Regions from separate parts of the Homo sapiens genome. Here region 2 is linked to region 1. Evidence: chromatin contacts called from ENCODE Hi-C or POLR2A ChIA-PET data. All regions are on one chromosome and are shown on one strand. The core of a region is the stretch at or near the end of the contact, and the rest is flanking DNA. Distances in the headings are between cores, read along the strand shown.

The links. A loop is a pair of places that touch in the nucleus more often than their neighbours do. ChIA-PET counts read pairs that join two places held with the same protein, here RNA polymerase II (POLR2A). Pooled maps may share reads with other maps.
Region 2: a loop to region 1 is called in a map of heart right ventricle, with 5 times the contacts of the local background. The contact joins the enhancer-like site here to the promoter of ZG16 in region 1. A Hi-C loop is called at or near these places in 19 of 168 maps with a recorded cell type or tissue (CD14-positive monocyte, CD4-positive, alpha-beta T cell, CD4-positive, alpha-beta memory T cell and 14 more), 3 of 37 single-sample maps with no recorded cell type and 24 of 50 pooled maps. POLR2A ChIA-PET finds 5 or more read pairs at or near these places in 26 of 52 experiments (A549, B cell, CD4-positive, alpha-beta T cell and 20 more).

Annotation. Positions count from the first base shown.
Region 1 is chr16:29,776,963-29,779,662 of GRCh38, reverse strand. ZG16 (zymogen granule protein 16) reads right to left here and starts at 1,407. Exons shown (of 4, transcript NM_152338.4): 1 at 1,357-1,407; 2 at 342-403; 3 at 26-158. The coding sequence starts at 396.
Region 2 is chr16:29,708,997-29,711,726 of GRCh38, reverse strand. No RefSeq gene overlaps it. Among named protein-coding and RNA genes, the nearest start is that of QPRT, 31 kb to the right of the region's middle. RefSeq lists enhancers at 1,416-1,997, 1,998-2,579. Within about 2 kb of position 1,251, at least 3 of the 41 ENCODE cell types and tissues checked have a DNase peak (open chromatin) inside an H3K27ac peak, as active enhancers do; they include CD14-positive monocyte and endothelial cell of umbilical vein, where a contact is called at or near this core.

The sequences.
Region 1 (2,700 bases), core at 158-2,657:
CAGCCAGGAATTCAAAGAATCTTACCCTACGATGTAGTATGTGTTGACTCGGACCCGGAGGGCGGTGATGGGGCCGTCCAACTGGTTGCCAGAATGAGAGAATCGCTTTCCACCACCACCTCCATACTCTCCACTATAGGAGGAAGACCTGGCCTGAACTGGAGGGGCAAGCAGGAGTTGGAGGGAGAAATCTTCCAGGAGTTCAGTTTCTCTGCATCACCCCTGTTCCTCCGACAACTCAGCTCCCCACCCCAAGCCAACCTCCAAAAGCCTTGGCCAACAGCAGTGCCCAAGGCTGCCTTCCCAAGTCCCCAATACCAGGCTCCTGGTATCTCACTTACTGGCATTGCCAGAGGCTGAGGCACAGAGAAGGGCTAGGAGAGCGACTGTCAACATTCTGGGGCTGGAGTGGGAAGAAAAGAGCAAATGAAGATTCACCTTCTTCCTTGTTGACTTGATTGACCCAGGCACTCCTGACCTGCAGCTCAGACCAAGCCTTCTTCGTCCTTCAACTTAGACCTAGCAGACCCAGTCTTGAGCTTAGAAAGGACTGTCCATAGCCTGTAGTCCTGTTCCTCTCTGATGCTACCTTCAATGTCCCTGACCCCTCCAGCTCTCCCTGGTCTGGCTGTAGCCAAGCCCTCCTCTTTTTCTCTCAGGCCTGAAGATGAACTCTAACTATCTGGATTAAGCCTTATTCCATCCTGGCACAAAGCAGAAAAGTTTTCTGAAGTCAGCCAAGCCCAGGTACATTTGGGTTGGTATGGCCATAGCCAGGAAACGAGTTTTCTAAGGAGGGAGTAGAGGACCTCTCCCAAGCAAAGAGATGGCTGAGTTTACTGAGCCCAGAGGCTGAGCAAAGAAAGCCTCATCATCTGTGGTGAATTGGCCTGGATTATGGGGCACCTGGAGCATGGTTTAAATCCCTGGCATCCACCTGGTCTCAAGGAAAGAAGCATTTTAGAGTTGCCTCTATGTTACCTGGGGAGCAAAGTTGGTGACAGAAGGAACTGTGCCAGCACCAGTATCCAAGCAGTGCTGGTGGAACTAGGACAGACAGAGAAGTTGCAGAAGGAGTCGGGACCAGCTCAAGATATTAGACCCCAGGTGCCTGGTCTATGTGTCACTATTCTTTTCTCCACTAACACACATCTGGCCATTTCTATTCTCCTGAACATCCCAGGTGTCCCCAGTCCTTCAGCAGAGACCTAGACAGCTTTGCACCTAAGATTACTGCAGACCCAGAAGCGCCAATTAACTCAAGTCTTTCCTGCCATTCCTTCCAGGCATCCTCTTCGCCAGCTCAGATTTGAATTCCCCCCCAACTCAGATTCAGGCATCTCTGTCACCCCTCACCTGACAGTTTCAGATGCAAAGCAGCCCCCTGGAAACTTCCAGATGTTTTATACCAGGTCCAAGCCCTCCTCCTGCCCTTTATTGTGTGAACCTCACCTCCTGAGCAAACATGAGCAACCTCTTCGGATCAGGTGTCAGGCAGGGTCTGGAACACCTTATCCTGCCTCTACCCCATAGTCAACAGATACTACAGCATAGGGTAAGATTCTCTGAGTTCCTGGCTGGGCATGGTGACTCACACCTGTCATTACAATGCTTTGGGAGGCAGAGGCAGATCGCTTGAGGCCAGGAGTTCTAGCTCAGCCTGGGCAAGAGTGTGAGACCCCATCTCTACCAAAACAAAAAACAAAAACAAAAATTAGCCGGGCATGGTGACGAGCACCTGTAGCCTCAACTAATCAGGAGGGAGGTAGGGAAGATCGCCTGAGCCCAGGACGTTGAGGCTGCAGTGAGACAAGATCACGCCACTGCACTCCAGCCTGGGTGACAGGTGGCAAGCTGGAGTCCACTCTGGGCCAAGTGCCGTATACCAGGAGAAACATAGTAAACTTAAGGTCACCACCAGCAGCTCTAGGTGGGCAAAGTAGCTTATCACCTCTAGGCTTAGTAGGTGCTCTCACCTGAAATCTGCCATCTGTCAGGACAAACAGAGCCCTTCCCAGGCATTCGAAATGTGGATTCTCCCAGAAGGGAATATATTCCCAAAATCTTATACTTACGAGTGCTGACTATTTGCCAGACATTTTTTTCTTTCCCTTTTCTAATATTATGAAAAATCCAAACACATATAAAAGTTTAAAGAATTGTACAGTGGCTGGGCCCAGTGGCTCACACCCATAATCCAACACTTTGGGAAGCTGAGGCAGCTGGATCACCTGAGGTCAGGAGTTTGAGACCAGCTTGGCCAACATGGCGAAACCCCATCTGTACTAAAAATACAAAAAGTAGCTGGGTGTGATGGCAGGTGCCTGTGATCCCAGCTAGTCAGGAGACTGAGGCAGGAGAATCACTTGAACCTGAGGGGCAGAGGTTGCAGTGAGCTGAGATCACTCCACTGCACTCTAGCCTGGGCGACAGAGTGAGACTCCATCTCAAAAAAAAAAAAAAAAAAAACAAAAGAATCGTATAGCAAGACTGGGTGCAGTGGCTCATGCCTGTAATCCCGGCACTTTGAGAGGTCAAAGCAGGAGGACTGCTTAAGCTCAGGAGTTCAGGACCAACATGGGCAACATAGGGAGATCTCGTCTCTACAAAAAATAAAACAATTAGCCAGGCATGGTGGTGCACACCTGTGATCCCAGCTAGTCAGGAGGCTGAGGCAAGAGGATCACTTGAGCTGAGGAG
Region 2 (2,730 bases), core at 2-2,501, 68 kb after region 1:
AACGCTTGCAGAAGTTTAGTAAAAAGGCCACGCCCAGCCGGGGGCAGTGGCTCAGGCCTGTAATCCCAGCACTTTGGGAGGCCTAGATGGGTGGATCACGAGGTCAGGAGATTGAGACCATCCCGGCTAACACAGTGAAACCCCGTCTCTATTAAATATACAAAAAAAGTTAGCCGGGCGTGGTGGCGGGCGCCTGTAGTCCCAGCTACTCGGGAGGCTGAGGCATGAGAATGGTGTGAACCCGGGAGGTGGAGCTTGCAGTGAGCCGAAATCGAGCCACTGCACTCCAGCCTGAGTGACGGAGCAGGACTCCGTCTCAAAAAAAAAAAAACAAAAAAAACAAAAAAAAAACAAAAACAAATACGCCATGCCCTTGTGTAAAAGAAAATAAGCCACTTTTTCTTCAAAGTTTCAGAGTTGAAGGAGTCCCAGTGCTTTAAAATACACTCGAGGGCAGTGCATGTTATACATGATCTAATTCCCATCTAGAAAGAGAAGTGAGAATAAAAGCGTTCTTTTAGTCTCCTTCCTTTTGGTATGTGATCCAGGTTGGAGACAAAAGCAGTAGGGGGAGTTCCCCCAACTATCTTCTCTCCGTGGTTTCTGGATTCCCAGCACCTATTTAAATGGGCCACCAGTGACCTGTGACTGCAGGCGTGACCCTCCAAGCCATGACATCAGAGGAACTCAACTTTTGAGCCTTAGTCACGCTTTCCCCAAGCAGCCTTAGTCCTCTGCCTTTTATTTCTCTTTGACCTTCCAGACTTGTGTGGCCTTTGTGCCTTCCTAAAAAAATGGATTTCAAGAAAAATCATGTAATTGGGCAAGACCCCTTTAAGGCAGGGGGCATGCTAGATTGAACTCTAAATCCTGCTATTATGGCCTATGATAAAACATTTACCCATAGGAAAATGGTTCCGGTTAACTTCCAGACTTAAAATTTCCCTACTAATTAAGTACTATCTTAACTGGAGACAGAATAGGTGCCTTAAAAGAACGTAGGAAGCAAATGGCCAATTTCTACTGATGGGACAATATTAGGACTAAAATCTGGCTGCAGAAGACATTTGACTCCTGTTAAAAGCAGAGCCTTCCCGTTCACAGAAATAGCAGTAAAAAAGCGCAAAATAGAAAAATTGCGAAGCTGCAATGTACCGTAGAGAACCAGCAATGTGTCTCATGAAGAGGATTTTTATTGCCACTAGGTGGCTTAGAAATACCACGTGCTCACCAGAGAAACCATAGAGAAACGTTTATTGAGTTACTGGCTGCCGTGATTCACCATCTCTTCTAGCAGACCTGTTTCCCTGAACTGTAAAGATCCCTGCACATTAGACACACAGAGAGGGTAAGAGACCATGGATAGAGACAGAAAGAAAATTTGGCCACAGGATAGTTGAGGATTCTCTGCCAACACCCGGCTGTCGGAGGCTGCGTCCGGTCCAGAGGCCCTTGAATCATGCCAGAGTGTGCCCTGACCAGAAATTCTCAGTTACCTCAGAAGTTTTCCCAGCCTCGCATGATGGCAAGGTCTCCCTGTGAAAATGTGGAATATGATGAGGTTTCTCTTCAAATAATCTCATCAATCTTTCATTCTTTAATTCATTGTACCCCCCCCCTTTTTTCTCCTTCTTTCTCCTTTTCCATTTTGCCTTTGTTAGATGCCCAGGCACACCACAGTACCAAGCGTTATCAGTACCAGCTCACATTCCTTTCCTTATTTGGAAAAATGACTAACTTTCTAGCTCATTACAGACACCCCTTCCCCTTCCTCTCCACTTGTTTTTACGTGCCCACCCTATCTTAAAAAATGAAATGTTTAGCCAACCGGGATTAGTTTAGATTGTATGACCCAACCCCAGCCAATGAGGAAAGGGTACAGGGGCAGGACTTCCATCGCAAATAAAGGCTCTCATGCCCCTTTGTTCAGGTGTGCTCTCATGGCAACTGGCCAAGGAGGCAACCCTCTGTGCAGAAGTAAAATTGCTTTGCTAAGAATCCTTTGTTCGAGTGTTCAATTTCCTTAGGATTTTGAGCGTTATCCCTAACAAAAAGAAGCTAGTTCAAACATGGCCAAAATTCCCAGTACCTGTGGGTAATGGGGGATTCTCCAAGTTCTCCCCAGCAAGCCTCACATCCGAGTCTTTAGTACGGCAGCCAATGCTAAGCCTATGTATTAGGCTGACGGACGCCCGTTTGATTTATTTTAATATAGAGGCTAAGAGCGCCTCGTAATGATAGAACAGATTTTAGGATTGCTCCCATACTCACCACTCCAACGAAGGCTGTACTTTGGATTTTCCTGGCCCATGCACCAAAATGATACGGCTCTGATGAGTGGAGGGGCACCAGGGCTCTTGTCTCATGCAAATTGGATAAAATGACACAGATACACGTGTAGTGGTATTAAGAAGTGGAGAGTTTAATAGGCAAGAAAGAAGGGAGAAGAAGAAAAGAAGAAGGCACCCCCGTACAGAGACAGAGGGAGGGGGGCTCCAAAGCCAAGAGAGGAGACCACAAATGCGGGGCATACCAACCGGGTATATGAGGAGGCTGGAGGAGGTGTTGTCTAATTTGCATAGGGCTTAGGGGATTGGTTTAACCAGGCATGTCATTCATATAGCCCACGAAAAAACTGGCCCTCTCACCCTAGCCTTTTAAGATGCAAATGCAGGGCACCATGATGTTTTACACAGGTGGGGGATATGTAGGGGTAGCCATTTGCCAGGC